2 separate regions of the Homo sapiens genome follow, and region 2 is linked to region 1. A link is an interaction called in ENCODE POLR2A ChIA-PET data of the cell type or tissue named here. Cell type or tissue: PC-9. All regions are shown on one strand.

What was found. Peaks named below come from ENCODE experiments on the same cell type or tissue, not always from the same donor. Only the 100,000 strongest peaks of a DNase experiment are listed, where the experiment ranks them.
Region 2: POLR2A ChIA-PET joins it to region 1 with 10 read pairs; 5 of 35 experiments call an interaction of 5 or more read pairs at or near these places.

Annotation. Positions count from the first base shown.
Region 1 is chr6:37,182,110-37,190,109 of GRCh38, reverse strand. No RefSeq gene overlaps it. Among named protein-coding and RNA genes, the nearest start is that of PIM1, 16 kb to the right of the region's middle. RefSeq lists a cis regulatory region at 6,627-6,840. In PC-9, no CTCF peak of the experiment used is centred here; a DNase peak (open chromatin) is centred at 159; H3K27ac peaks cover 918 bases.
Region 2 is chr6:37,315,201-37,323,200 of GRCh38, reverse strand. TBC1D22B (TBC1 domain family member 22B) reads right to left here. Exons shown (of 13, transcript NM_017772.4): 11 at 6,371-6,498; 12 at 5,995-6,090. Among named protein-coding and RNA genes, the nearest start is that of RNF8, 35 kb to the left of the region's middle. In PC-9, a CTCF peak has its summit at 7,904; a DNase peak (open chromatin) is centred at 3,130; H3K27ac peaks cover 1,509 bases.

The DNA of each region.
Region 1 (8,000 bases):
AAGACCAGCCTGGGCAATACAACAAGACTCCACCTCTACAAAAAAATTTATAAAAATTAGTCAGGCGTGGTATGTGTGCCTGTAGCCCCAGCTATGAGGAAGCTGAGTCAGGAGGATTGCTTGAGACCAGGATGTTGAAGCTGGAATAAGCCATGATTGCACCACTGCACTCCAGCCTGGGTGACAGAGTGAGGCCCTGTGTCAAAAAAAAAAAAAAAAGCTTGTCACAAAACAAGGTGATCATGGTGACAGCTCAGATTAATGTAGGGCCTGAGGGAGCCACTTTTTTTCTTTCTCTTTTTTTTTTTTTTTTTTGAGGTGGAGTTTCACTCTCGTTGCCCAGGCTGGAGTGCAATGGCGCGATCATGGCTCACTGCAACCTCTGCCTACCAGGCTCAAGCGATTCTCCTGTCTCAGCCACAGCCTCCCGAGTGGCTGGGATTACAGGCACCTGCCACCATGTCCAGCTAATTTTTATATTTTTAGTAGAGATGGGATTTCACCACGTTGGTCAGGCTGGCCTCGAACTCCTGACCTCAGGTGATCCGTCTGCCTTGGCCTCCCAAAGTGCTGGGATTACAGGTGTGAGCTACTGTGCCCGGCCAGGAGCCACTTTTTTTCTACTCAGCAAGTTTTCTCCCCCACTTCCACTACTGCCTTCTCATAATAGCTCCTGTTTCCCTCTGTCTTTGAAGGAACTTTTCTGGAATCTGCACCAGAACATTTTTGCTTTCATTTCATTGGCCTTAACTTTGTCATGTGTCCAAAGCTAGCTGCAAGAGAATCTGAGGAATTTCCTGTTTATTCTTAAGGAAGGACTCACGACTTGCTAAACATAAGAGGTTCTAAAGTAAATAAATAAATAAATAAAAATAAAACTTTGGCTGAGTGCAGGGACTGACACCTGTAATCCCAACATTTTAGGAGGCCAAGGCAGGAGGACTGCCTAAGGTAAGGAGTTTGAGACCAGCCTGGGCAACACAGCAAGACCCCATCTCTACAAAAAATTTAAAAAATTAGCTGGGCATAGTAGCCTGTGCTTATAGTCCCAGTTGCTCAGGAGGCTGAGGCAAAATGATCACTAGAACCCAGGAGTTCAAGGTTACAGTGAGCTATGATTGTACCACTGCACTCTAGCCTGGGTGACAGAACAAGACTGTGTCTCTAAAAGAGTAATAATAACAAATTACTATTTAATTTAATAATAAAATAAATGTAATAATAAAATAATTTTAAAAATAAAAATTAGAAGTCTATCACCAAGGAAGAAAAGGATAATACATATCTGTATAGGCAATAATCTCTGCCCAAAGCCCTGTCTATTAATGGAGCATTTTATATATAAAATGGTGGAATTTTGGAAATTACCAAAATTAATTATTTTTTTAACTTTTATTTTAGGTTTGGGGATACATGTGAAGGTTTGTTCATAGGTAAACACGTGTCGTGGGGGGTTGTTGTACAGATTATTTCATCACCCAGGTAATAAACCTAGTACCCAATAGTTATCTTTTCAGCTCCTCTCCATCCTCTCACCCTCCCCTCTCAAGTAGATCCCAATGCCTGCTGTTTCCTTTTTTTTTGAGACAGAGTCTTGTTCTGTCACCCAGGCTGGAGTACAGTGGCGCGACCTTGGCTCACTGCAAACTCCTCTTCCTGGATTCAAGCAATTCTCCTGCCTCAGCCTCCCGAGTAACTGGGATTACAGGTGCCCACCACCACGCCGGGCTAATTTTTATATTTTTAGAAGAGACAAGGTTTCGCCATGTTGGCCAGGCTAGTCTTGAACTCCTGATCTTAGGTGATCCACCCGCCTCGGCCTCCCAAAGTGCTGGGATTACAGGCGTGAGCCACCGCGCCCGGCCTGCTGTTTCCTTGTTTGTGTTCATAAGTTCTTATCATTTGGCTCCCAGGAAATTACCAAAATTAATTATGTACATCCACATTATGGCCATATCAAAATGATTGTGTTTGTCCATAGTTCTTGAAATGGAAACATACCAACAGCACTTTGTTAAGTGGGAAAAGGTTACTAAAAATACAAGCTCTGGCTCGTGTGGTGGCTCATGCCTATAATTCCAGCACTTTGGGAGGGTGAAGTAGGAGGATCACTTGAAACCAGGAGTTCAAGACCAGCTTGGGCAACAGAGTGAGACCCCATCTCTACTAAAAAAAAAAAAAAAAAAAGAAAGAAAGAAAGAAAAAATACACACACAGAGAGAGAGAGAGAGAGAGAGAGAGTCTGGACATACTCAAAGTATTTCTCTCTGGGGTGGTAGGATTACATCACATAACTTTAATTCACTTTATATTATTATTTTTATAAAAAAACATGTGCCTTTTTTATAAGCAGAACTAAAAAAATGTATTTTCACTTAGAAATACGTGAGCATCTGTGTCTCTCAGGCACTTCCTGAGTGGAGCTGAAAGGCGAGTTGTGGCAGGGTGGGGTTCAGAGTTGGGGGTGTCTTCCCTCCAGCACACAATGGTACTGAGTGACCCGGTGTCTGGGAGCCCCTGGGCAGGGGTATCTGGGAGGCCTGGAGCTCAGGAGCGAGCTCGGTGCTGGAGTTCCAGGAATTAGTCATGAGGGGAAAGCAGCGGTGCTGGGTGTCTCCTTGGCCTCCCAGGAGCTGCTCCCTGCCCTAGAGAGGGAACTACGCAGACTGCAGCACCCCAGACTCCCTGCCTTCTGGCTTCCAGTTGGTTCAATGGGAGGCCCTGCTGGGAGATGAGAGGGTGGCTCCCACAGGGTTGGGTTATACAGGCTGATTTCTCAAAGGAAGGTCACAGCTCTTGTCAGGCAGCCTTCTGGACACGTATGCAGAGCCCCCAGCTCTGGTCCCTGCTCCCTCCTGTAGCCCCCCGGCCCCCACCCCAGGCCCCAGGGAAGGAATGCGCCCCAGGGTACAGCACTGCCCCCTTGGAGTGCTTTTTTATGCTCTCCTTACATTACTCGATTTGAGCTGGCCATTTGAGCTGGCTGTCTGTCTCCTGCCAAGATCCTGACCACCACAGAGGGCTTAGCAGTGAAAAAGGGGAAAGACACCCAAGTTTAAATAGGAAAGAAGAGAAGGAGGTGAGCCAGGGGTGGTGGCTGATGCCTGTAATTCCAGCACTTTGGGAGGCCAAGGCGGGTGGGTCACCTGAAGTCAGGAGTTCGAGACCAGCCTGACCAACATGGAGAAACCCCATCTCTACTAAAAATACAAAATTAGCCGGGCATGGTGGCACGCACCCGTAATCCCAGCTACTCGGAAGGCTGAGGCAGGAGAATCGCTTGAACCCAGGAGTCGGAGGTTGCAGTGAGCCTAGATCGAGCCACTGCACTCCAGCCTGGGTGACAGAGTAAGACTCCGTCTCAATTAAAAAAAAAAAAAAAAAGCTTCTGCACAGCAAAGGAAACAATCAACAAAGTAACAAAGTGAAAAGACAACCCAGAGAATGGGCGAAAATATTTGCAAACTACCCACCTGACAAGGGATTAAAAACCAGAACATATAAGAAGCTCAAACAATAGGGAAAAAATCCAATAATCTGATTAAAAATGGGCAAAAGATTTGAATAGGCACTTCTCAAGAGAAGACATACAAATGGCAAACAGGCATGTGAAAAGGTGCTCAACATCACTGATCATCAGAGAAATGCAAATCAAAACTATAGTGGGATATCTTCTCACCCCAGTTAAAATGGCTTTTATCCAAAAGACAGGCAATAATGAATGCTGGTGAGGATGTGGAGAAAAGGGAAGGAACCCTCCTACGCTGTTGGTAGAAATGTAAATTAGTACAGCCACTATGGAGAACAGTTTGGAAGTTCCTCAAAAAACCAAAAATAGAACTATCATATGATCCAGCAATCTGACTGCTGGGTATATACCCCAAAGAAAGGAAATCAGTGTGTCGAAGAGATATCTGCACTTTCATGTTTGTTGCAGCACTGTTCACAATAGCCAAGATTTGAAAGCAACCTAAGTGTCCATTGACAGATGAATGGATAAAGAAAATGTGGTACATATACACAATGGAGTACTATTCAGCCGTAAAAAGGAATGAGATCCTGTCATTTGCAACAAAATGGATGGGATGGGAGGTCATTACGCTAAGTGAAATAAACGAGGCACAGAAAGACAAACATTGAGGTTCTCATTTATCTGGGAATTCTAAAAATCAAAACAATTGACCTCATGGACAGAGAGTAGAATAATGGTAACCAGAGGCTGGGAAACATAGTGGGACCCTGGTAGGGAAGAGAGGATGGTTGATGGGTACAAAAAAAAAAAATAGAAACAATGAATGTGACTATAGTCAATAATAATTGAAGTGTACATTTAAAAATAACTACAAGAGCATAATTGGATTGTTTGTAACACAAAGGATAAATGCTTGAGGAGATGTATACCCCATTCTTCATGATGTGATTATTACACATTGCATGCCTGTGTCAAAACATCTCCTGTACTCCATAAATATTTACACCTACTATGTACCCCAAAAATTAAAAATTAAAAAACAATTGGCCGGGCACAAGTGGCTCACACCTATAATCCCAGCATTTTGGGAGGCCCAGGCTGGTGGATCACTTGAGGTCAGGAGTTTGAGACCAGCCTGGCTAACATGGTGAAACCACATCTCTACTAAAAATGCAAAAAATAGCAGGGCGTTGGGGCGCATGCTTATAATCCCAGCTACTCGGGAGGCTGAGGCAGGAGAATCACTTGAACCCGGGAGGCAGAGTTTGCAGTGAGCCGAGATCGCACCACTGCACTCCAACCTGGCCGACAGAACGAGACTCCATCTAAAAATGAAATGAAATAAAATAAGACAAAATAAAAATACTAAATACTCCATAATTTAGGGATACATACCTATAAAATAAAATGTTATTTTAAAGTGAAAGAATGCTGCTATGCTGTTAGCCAGGTGCAGTACCTCACATCCGTAATCCCAACAATTTGGGAGGCCGAGGCGGGTGAATCACTTGAGCCCAGAAATTTGAGACCAGCCTGGGCAACATTGCAAAATCCTATTTCTATAAAAAATTTTAAAAGTTAGCCGGGCACAGTGGTCACGCCTGTAATCCCAGCACTTTGGGAGGCTGAGTTTGGAGGATTGCTTGAGGCCAGGAATTCAAGAACAACTTGGTCAACATAGTGAGACACCCATCTCTACAAAAAATTTAAATATTAGTAAGGTGGGCTGGGCACGGTGGCTCACGCCTGTAATCCCAGCACTTTGGGAGGCTGAGGCGGGCGGATCACGAGGTCAGGAGATCGAGACCATCCTGGCTAACATGGTGAAACCCTGTCTGTACTAGAAAATACAAAAAAATTAGCCAGGCGTGGTGGTGGGCACCTGTAGTCCCAGCTACTCGGGAGGCTGAGGCAGGAGAATGGCGTGAACCCAGGAGGTGGAGCTTGCAGTGAGCCTAGATTGTGCCACTGCACTCCAGCCGAGGCGACAGAGCAAGACTCCATCTCAAAAAAAAAAAAATTAGCAAGGTGTGGTGGCAACATGTCTGTGTCTCAGCTTCTTGGGAGGCTGAGGCAGGAGGATCACTTGAGCCCAGGAATTTGAGGCTGCAGTGAGCCTCAATTGCGCGACTACCCCAGCCTGGGTGACAAGCTCAAAGTAAATAAATAAATAAGCCGGGCATGGTGGCTTATGCCTGTAATCCCAGCAATTTGGGAGGCTGAGGCGAGCAGATCACCTGAGGACAGGAGTTCAAGACCAGCCTGACCAACATGGTGAAACCCTGTCTCTACTAAACATACAAAAATCATGGTGGCACATGCCTGTAATCTCAGCTACTTCGGAGACCGAGGCAGGAGAATCGCTTGAACCCAGGAAGATGAGGGTGCAGTGAGCCAAGATCATGCCACTGCACTCCAGCCTGGGCAAGAGTGAGACTCTGTCTCAAAATAAATAAATAAAATATAAAGTAAGAGAATGCCAAACACAAAATTTAGGACAGTGGGTTGTATCTGGGGGAGGTAAGAAATGGACTAAGAGAGGATCATATAGATAGATGGATGTCATTGTTAATATTCTGTTTTTTGAGCTGGGTGGTGGATTCACTACCCAGTATGATAAAATATAATAATAACGGGCCAGATGCGGTGGCTAACGCCTGTAATCCCAGCACTTTGGGAGGCCGAGGCAGGTGGATCACCTGAGGTCAGGAGTTCGAGATCAGCCTGGCCAACATTGCGAAACCTGTCTCTACTAAAAATACAAAAAATTAGCCGGGCGTGGTGGCAGGCGCCTGTAATCCCAGCTACTTGGAAGGCTGAACCAGGAGAATTACTTGAACCTGGGAGGTGAAGGTTACAGTGAGCCGAGATCACGTCATTGCATACCAGCCTGGGTGACAAGACTCCGATTTAAAAATATATATATATATATATATATATATATATATATATAAACAAAAGACCATTCTTGGACCAAGGATGAGAATATACGATGAGCCAAGGATTATGATGAATCCACTTCTGTACATCGGATGTCCTGTTATAATAAATAAAAATAAAGACAGTCCTCTGGTCTTGCCCCTAGTTCTGCTTATTTTTGCACTTCCTCCCACAGCACTGCTGAGGGGACACTGCAACCTTGCTCTTGGCAATCGGGGTTAGTAGTGCAAGGCTGGGCAGGAAATGAACTGGGGGATGAGGCCATATCTTTTTTAACACTGTTCTTGATAGGTCTTTTGTGGTGAAGGTTTCCAAGAACCAGCACAGCAGTTGAAGGAGCTGAGCAACATTTACAAGAAATGTGCCCCTGCCCCACCCCAACCCCCCCGGGTCCCCTTTCTTCTCCCTTTTCAGCCTCCAACTCTTCCTCCCCAGCCAGGCCCAAGTGAAAGATAGTTTACAGGAGTTCATAATGACTATTTCCACAGAACAGAATGGCTTACCCAACTCTGGAGTCTGGGGAAGAACCATTCTCACCTCCAGATCCTGGGCCCTGAAGGGACCTTGAGGTGGCTAATCCACACAAATGTTTGCAGTGAGCCAAGATCGCGGAGTCTGGATGACCATAGAACCACAGATGGCCTAGGTCCAAATTCTGACCTGACCACTACCTAATATGTGGCCTTTGACATGAAATTTACTGCTCTGCACATCTGTTATCCCCATCTGTGAAATGTGGATACATAACTGCATCAAGCCGGGCTAGGTGGCATGTACCTGTACAGTCAGCTACTCAGGAGGCTGAGGCAGGAGTATTGCTTGAGGCCAAGATTTTGAGGCCAGCCTGGGCAACATGACAAGACCCTCATCTCTAAAACAATAAAATAGGCAGAGCGGAGTGGCTCATGCCTGTAATCCTAGCACTTTGGGAGGCTGAGGCGGGTGGATCACCCGAGGTCAGGAGTTTGAGACCAGCCTGGCCAACATGGCAAAACCCAGTCTCTACTAAAAAAAAATACAAAAATTAGCTGGGCGTGATAGCACATACCTGTAATCCCAGCCACTCAGAAGGCTGAGGCAGGAGAATCGCTTGAACCCAGGAGGCAGAAATTTCAGTGAGCTGAGATCGCGCCATTACACTCCAGCCTGGGCAATACAGCGAGACTGTCTCAAAAAAAAATAAATAAATAAAAATACAAAATAAAATAAAATAAAATAAAACAAATAACAGTGTTTCCCCCTGTACTTTCCAATAGTGTCATAGAGTTGTTTTAAGGATAAATAAGTTAATGCATGCAAAGCATGCAGAATAGTGCTGGGCACATAGTAGGTACTGTATGTTAGCTATTATCACTAAGGAACTACTACATGCCTGGCACTAGGTTAAGAGTTATCAGGCCGGGCGTGGTGGCTCATGCCTGTAATCCCAGCACTTTGGGAGGCCAAGGCGGGCAGATCACAAGATCAAAAGATTGAGACCATCCTGGACAACATGGTGAAACTCCGTCTCTACTAAAAATACCAAAAAAAAAAAAAAAAAAAATTAGCCGGGCGTGGTGGTGGGTGCCTGTAGTCCCAGCTACTTGGG
Region 2 (8,000 bases), 130 kb before region 1:
GCCCTGCATGGTGCTTCTCAAATTCCATCCTGAGCCCTCTGAGGCCTTGCTGGCGCCTGCTGACATCTTCCTGGGCTCCCATGTTCTGGGCTTCGCTGCTGCTGCTGCTGCTGCTGCTTTCCCGAGATGACTTTTTAGAATAGAGTGACCAGGTATTTGCTCAGGCGCCTGTCCCCTCTGACTCAGGCACACGCTCTTCATAGAAATATTATCCTAGAGTCAGTTTTCAGGCCTCCTATGGGTTGCTTTATTCTGTACAGAGTTTCTGCCTGCTGCTCATCTAAGTGCCCACAACTGGGCACAGCTCATGCTCGTCTACACGTGCAGTGAATTTTTGACTTCTGGAGGTGTTCCCCTGCTCCCCGTTGTAACCCCTTGGTTTTGGGTTGTAATTATGTGGTGCTGCACTGACCACAGGGGGCTTGTCACGCCTTTCCTCATCACAGAACTCACTCAACCAGTTCCTGTCCCGAGGTCTGACATTAATCTGCTTTGGGAAGTCTTCCCCAAGTCTGACAACTGCAACCTGCCTTGATGGCATATTCTGCCAATGGGTGTTGGGAATAAAAACATGTTTTTATTACAAACACCTATGGGGATAGCAGGTCTCTCAGCACTCACAGGCTCCAGCCTTGTTCCCTCAAAAGTTCCCTTTGCTTACTTCCTTTTTCTTTTTCTTTTTTTGAGACAGAGTCTCACTTTGCTGCCCTGGCTGGAGTGCACTGGCACGATCTCGGCTCACTGCAATCTCCGCCTCCCAGGTTCAAGCGATTCTCCTGCCTCAGCTTCCCGAGTAGCTGGGATTACAGGTGTGTGCCATCACACCTGGCTGACGGAGTTTCACCACGTTGGCCAGGCTGGTCTTGAACTCCTGACCTCAGGTGATCTGCCTGCCGTGGCCTCCCAAAGTGCTGGGATTACAGGCATAAGCCACCGTGCCTGGCCTCTTAATTCCTTTTTCTAGGACCAGAGTGGCAACAGGAGGCCCTGACAGGCCTCCTATTGCTAGCCCAGATGGCCCTGTCCTCTGGGCAGATACAGTCCTCTTCAGGCTCACTGCTGGGTAACAGAAGCTCCATTCACTTCCTTAGTAGTACACAACTGTACATGGTGGTAATGAATTGTGATTATGTAAAAATGACCCACATCAAAATGGGTAGAAAACATCTATTTGTCTATTTGGTAGGTAGGTTCGAGCGCTCTTACATTGTCTCCACCATTTACTTTCCTCCCAACCTTTTGAGGGTGGACTCATGACATAAATCTTAAGCATGCAGGTTGATGACTTTTTACATAAGTACACACCCAATTAACCACCACCCAGATGAAAACAGAGAACACTTCTTGTGTCTCAGAGACTCATGCTCCTCCCCAGTCAACACGGCCTCCCCAGCCACTGATCTAACAGAAGCCTGAGAGCTCCACAAGGGCCCAAGCAGGCTCTAGGACTCCACAGACAGGCCCAGAGCTGCTCTTCACCCATAACCTGCACCAGCCCTGGGGGCTCCCTGCTGCAGTCCACCCTGGAGCATTAGAGCCTCTGCTTTCCCCAGGGATGTGTGTTAGGTGATTTCAGGCCACTTGGAGGGAGAGCATGAAAGGGCAGCAGGAGATCACAGATCTTTCTGGCAGTGGAAGGAGAAAAACCCAGAAGCCAGAATAGGAGGAGGTCACAAGGAAGACCCTGGGAGGAATTCTTTTTCAGTTTTAAAACAACAAGTTTTTGTTGTTGTTGCTAAATGTTTCTTTGTGAGAAGAAAGCCTGCTAGCAACCTCCAATGTAGGGGGAGAGATGGGGAAGAAGAAATCTTGAGGGAGGTGGAAACCTAAGCAGATCCTTGCCTGGGAACAGCCACCATGTAAGTTTAGCTCAAGAGCTCCAGGAAGCATCTGGCAGGCCTGGGACTGACAGGCAGCAAAGCACAGTGGTTCAGAGAGTGGATTCCAGGCCTCTATCACTCACTCAGGTGACCTTGGCCTGGTTACTTAAAAAAAAAAAATCTTGCTATGACAGTTTCCCCATTTGTAAAATGGGGTATTATAGCCTACCTTGTAGGATTGTTGCAAGGATGAAATGAATTAACACAGGAAAACATTTAGAATAGTGCCTGTATATTCAAAGTGCTAAGAATTAGCTGCTATTAGATTGAGCCTCACGAAATTGCCAATATTCAACCATTTTAATCTACAAAAACAACTGCATATGATTCAACCTAACATATTATTATGATTCTATTACACTAGCCCAGGCTGAGGGCAGGAATTGTCAAGAGTCCCCACCTACCACAAAAGAGGCTTTGGCCCAGCTCTGCTGGCAGCTCGCATTTCAAGCTGCCACGGGCCCGGAGGATCCAGCCATTCTGCTCCCAGAGTACTATGTGCAAATGTGCCTCAGGCTCCTTTGCCCAGCGGTCTCAGGAAGGAAACCTCTCAGTGTGATCTCCTTTGTCAGTTTTTGGTCCTCTCTGCCAGGCAGCGGCCCTAGACAACTGCTTGGCCAGGGAGAAGCACGCACCCTTCCTGCTGGGGGCTTTTGTCGCAGCTGGGACCCAGCCCTTTGCCCCTGTGTACTCTGATGCCTCCTCTCCAAACCAGTTTCCCTCAGTATGAACCTTGTATGGTTTACTCATTATGTTAAAAACCACTTAATTAGAAAAGTGGGTTTTTAAAGCTCGCCTCATTGCTTCCAGGACTCGTGAATACACTAAAGGAAGTATTAATATTAATGATAATAAGCTCACTGTTTCGAGGTCTATATATCAAGTACACTATTCTAACTGTCTCACATGTATTTGTTTCTTTATTCTCATCATAGCCCAAGGAGGTAGGTACTATTGCCCCATTTATAGATAAGAAAACGGAGGCACAGAGAAACAAGTTACTTACTTACAGCTGCATGTTTAGGAAAGTGTGAGAGCTGGGATCCGACCCCAGGCAGTCTGGCTCCAAAGACCATGGTTTAACCACTGTACTACTCTGCACAGTCCCTAACCTTGACAGGAAGATATCTGCTTCCTCTCTGAACCCCTTACTGGCTCCCTTTATATCTGGCTCTTTTTCCCTGTTCTTCAAGTGTAACCAGTTTGCTGGTCTGCTAAAACTGCTGCAACTACCACTTTTATTTCTGTAACCACTTCAGCTGGTTTTTCTCTGAGTCACTTAACGTGGCTTTTAGCCCTAAAACTTCTCTCCTAGGCTGGACATGTTTGGTTTTTTACAATACCTGTATTCATCTACAGAGCTTCCTTCACAGTGATTTCACTACAAGCAGCCCTTCAGCAGTTAGGATACATGTGCCTACTTTCTCTGCAAAAGTCACACCCAACAGTTCACAACCTTACACAATGCTTTGTGCCCTTGTTCCTCACACCTCTGCCATGATTCTGTCTCCTAAAGGACACTGCCTGTCTAGCCTAACACCCAGGCACATTTTCTTCTTTTATCATTCATAGAATTTTAGAACTATGGAGGTGGGAGGAACTTTTCACCTTATCCAGTTTAATCGCCCATTCTATTTTGTCTAAAAGAAAGATGTGAGACTCTTCCACAAACAGGATTAATCGAGGTGTTAATACAGCAGCAGACAATAGCCTCCAATGCTGTTCTGTTGGGTATTGCCAAAAGGCCTCAGACCTACCAGATAATTGAAAATGCTACCCAGTAAAGAATATCTCTAGGATTAACATAGCTGTAAAGTCACAGAGTATTGTCCTCTGTTCTGCCGATATTGTGAACTGCTAAAAGCCATTCCAGGAATCATCTGCACCTCCCTGAGCTGATCTGGGAAGCACTTTTATCACATATGGCAAAGCTCTGAGCCTGGCTCATGATAACTAAATTAAACTTCATGCTCTTACTATCCGGCTCCACCTCAACCACATTATCCAAATGGATAGCTCATCCCAGCATACAGCCATTCCAGCCCCTTGTCCTCATTTATCCTGGAATGCCACACATGCTGCTCACTGGCAGAAGCCATGGTTCTTAATCAGTGGCCTGAAGCCTCGGCACCATGGCTAGCATCTACTCACAGAAGTCAATGCATCTGCTCTCCTTTTTCTTCCAAAGCCCTTACTTGGGCAAGCTGGGTCCTGTCTTTCCATCTATCTACTAAATAGTCTTCTGTTCTTTTGCCCCCTAACACCAATCACAGAGTGGTAATGCTCAGGGATCACATGGAGACGCTGCCACTCTTCAGAACATCTATGTTATTAGTTAGAACTTAGAAAAGCATTCAACTTTCTCTGGCTTTTCCCCCTGCTTTTAAAAGAGGTATATACCTATTAAAAACAAACAAACCAAAAAACCTCTCAGTTCAGAAACGTGCAAAGCATAAAAGCAATACACTCGCCACCCCCAACCCTAATGATTCTCTCTGGAGAGCCTGACAATCTCCTCAATCCTTATTTCCCTGACCCTGGAACAGCTCCTAGCCTACCCACCACCTAACATAGGCCCTTCTTGAGTTTTCTACATAGGGACTCTGAAGCACCCCCACCCAGGGGTTCCAGGAGGCTGTACTCTTGCTGGTCATCCCCTCTCAGCCACCTCTGCTCCCTGACCTCTTCATGTAGTCATATAAGAGTGTGTCAAGGCTGGGCCCTGGTCCCCTTCTCTGTCCATCCTTACTTCCTTAGGGATCTCATCCAGTGTGTCGGCTTTAAGCAGCATCTAGGCAAAGGCTCCTAAATTTATAGGTCCAGTCCAGATCTCTCTTTCAAACTCCAAACTCAAGATATATTTGCCTAGTCTGCATCTCTATTTAGACGTCTAATGGTACTTCAAATCCAATATGGCTGAAGCTGGACTCTTGCTGTCCCCACTGTAGCCTTCTCCATAAACCATAAAGCCATCCTGTAGCCTTCTCCATAAACTGTAAAGCCATCCAGACTCACCCCTTTCTGTTGTACTCTACACCCAATTCATCAGGAAATCTTGTTGGCTCTACTTACTAAACAGATCCAAAATCTGGCCACTTCTCACACCTCCACTGTCACTATCCAGGTCCTACCACCTTCATGTCTCATCTGGAGGATTACAGTAGCATCCTGGGTGGTCTCTGCTTCCACTCTTGCCCACACCTACAGTCTACATAGAAGCCAGGGTGGCCCTACTGAAACTAAGTCAGATTGTGCCACTCTCCTCTACTCATGGCTCTTAGAGTTCCTCTTCCACTCAGAGTAAAAGCCAAAGTTCTTACAGTGGCTACAAAGTCCTCTGTGATCTGGGTCCCTGTGACTCCTCTGACCTCACCTCTTCCTATTCTTCCCTTGGATCACTCTGCTCCAGGCCACACCAGTGACCGTCATGATTCCTTCCATAGCTCAGGCATGCTGCTGCCTGAGGCCCCTGCACTGGCTGTTTCCTCTGCCTAGACACTCTTCCTGCTGATGTCCACGTGGCTTGCTCCTTCACCTTCCCCAGGTCTTTGCTCAGATGTTACCTTCTCAGTGAACCTATCAAGACTACTTTATTCGAAATTGCAACCTGTCCCTTCTCTACCACCTAATAAAACCTTTACCCTGCTCTACTTTTTAAAAAAATATTATTTCTTAGCACCTTTACATTCTTTTCAATTTACTATTTACTATGATGTTATTTACTGTATGTCTCCCCACAACTATCAGAGTACGTAAGCTTTATGAGAACAGAGACCTCTCTGTTTCACTTCTTAATATAGCCTTTGTCTTTGACAGTGCTGGCATGTAGCAAGCATTCAATAAATGCTTGTCAGTGAATGACTGAAAGATCTCTTAGGCCTGCCCAGTCACTCTGCAGCCATTCTGGCACAAACACCCTTCTCACACTGAAGAACCCCTGGGCTCCAGTGACTTCCTGCCAACTAAGAGGGACGACCCCTTCAGAGCACCCCTTCTCCCTTCCTACTCCCAGCCAGGTACCTGCTATGGCACCTTCTGTCTGCACTGCCCACTGAGGGGCTAACTCCCATTCTAATGTTCATTCCCTGCCCACACTAAGCTCTTGGCCACTCACCTGAAAATCCTCCTCATCCAAGATCTCTTTCCTCCACTTGATCAAGAAGGCTGCACACACGTAGAGATGAAAGTGGGAGAACCCTTCTGGTTCAGACTGGGAAGCAGAAAAATAGAGTTAGGTCTCCCAGCCCTGACAAAGATTCAGCTCTGGTCCTCTCAGTTCCATTCCTTCTGGGAGGTGGGAAACTCTTTCACGGTTGGGGAGATGGAGTTCTGAAGAGACTTAGCAAAGGCCCTGCCCTGAGGCTAAAGCAGACATGGAAGTAGAAAAGAGGAGAAGGGGAAGCTTCTAAGCAGCTACATTCCACAACATGGCAGAGAGCTGGACACCTCAGAGACAGCCTGGCACAGAGAGGCCGGGGAATCCCTCCTACCTGATATGTGTCCCACAGGCGGATGGTGCAGCGAAGAGGAAGCTCCCGCATAAGCAGGTTGTTCATCCAGCGGAAGGCAAACTGCAGGTATTCTACCTCGTACCTCCTGAAGTGATTATGTACCTGCTCTGAAACAGGAAGCATCATTGGGGATCAACCTAGGGGACTGGACCCTGAAAGGGCCACAGGAGCCAAAATAGCAGCTCCCACTTCTTACTGCCCCCTCCCATGGGTAAGCAGACACAGAGGAGGCAGACAGCCATCTGACTGTCCTTTATGTTTGATTCCATCATCTCACAGCAACACTGCATGGTTAACTCAGCCCAGCAGACAGAACTATTTTAACATCCCCCAGTGATGTTCTAGGAGCCCCGCTTCCTTTGTGGGGCCGCTCTGGCCACAAAGCAGAGGATAATGAGGTTCACTTGGCTGCTCAACCTTAGTACTCATCAGAGAAGAAGCCAGAACTGAAAAGAACCATGGAGGTCACCTTGGCCACCCTCCTACTGGCGAGGAACTCCTCTTCAGCATCCCCGCCAGATGGCTAGCCAGCAGGGATGTGAACACTGCCAGCGAAAGGGGCTCACAAACTCCACTCAAGGGAAGCCTCTTCCACTGATGTATGAAGTGATTCACCAGAAAGCGCTTCACCATATTCAACAAAACCAGCTGCCTCCTCACTCCCACCCTTTGGTGTTCGTGTGATATTCTCAGGCAAGCCCAAACAAACCTGATTGCTGTTCCACAGGACAGCTCTCCAAATAATGCTTAGTGGGATTGTTTTCTAAATTACTGTCCTCAGTTTCCTACCCTATAAAATGGGAATAATCATTCACACCTCAGAGGGTTTCAGGGAAGATAAATGAGAACACACAAGTAAAGTGCTTACAATGGCACCTGGAATGTGGTAAATATTTCAAACAATTCTTGAAAGAAGAACTATTAACAATGGTTATGGCCAGGTGCTGTGGCTCACACCTGTAATCCCAGCACTTAGGGAGGCCGAGGTGGGCGGAGTGTTGAGCCCAGGAGCTCAAGACCAGGCTAGGCAACATGACAAAAGCCTGTCTTTACTGAAAATACAAAAATTGGCCAGGCGTCATGGTGCGCACCTATAATTCCAGCAACTCAGGAGGCTGAGGTGGGAAGATCCTTTGAGCCAGGAGGTCAAGGCTGTAGTGAGCCAAGATCGCACCAGTGCACTCTAGCCTGGGCGACAGAGCAAGACTCCATCTCAAAAAACAAGTTATTTCTGGGGAGAAGAATTTAAGGAGAGGAAGGATTCCTACCTTATCACCCTGGCTGGAATACAGTGGTGCGATCTTGGCTCACTGTAGCCTTGACCTCCTGGGCTCGAGTGATCCTTCCATCTCAACCTCCTGAGTAGCTGGGACTACAGTCGTGTGCCACCATGCCCAGCTACTTCTTAAATTTTTTGTAGAGATGGGGTCTCACCATGTTGCCCAGGCTGGTCTTGAACTCCTGGGCTCAAGTGATCCTCCTGCCTCGGCTGGGATTACAGGTGTGAGTCACCGTCCCCAGCCTGTTTAAATTTTTTTAATGAGGAAGTATTACTTCTACAATGCAAAGAAACATCCAAGATATATATACTTAAAAATCCACTATTCCA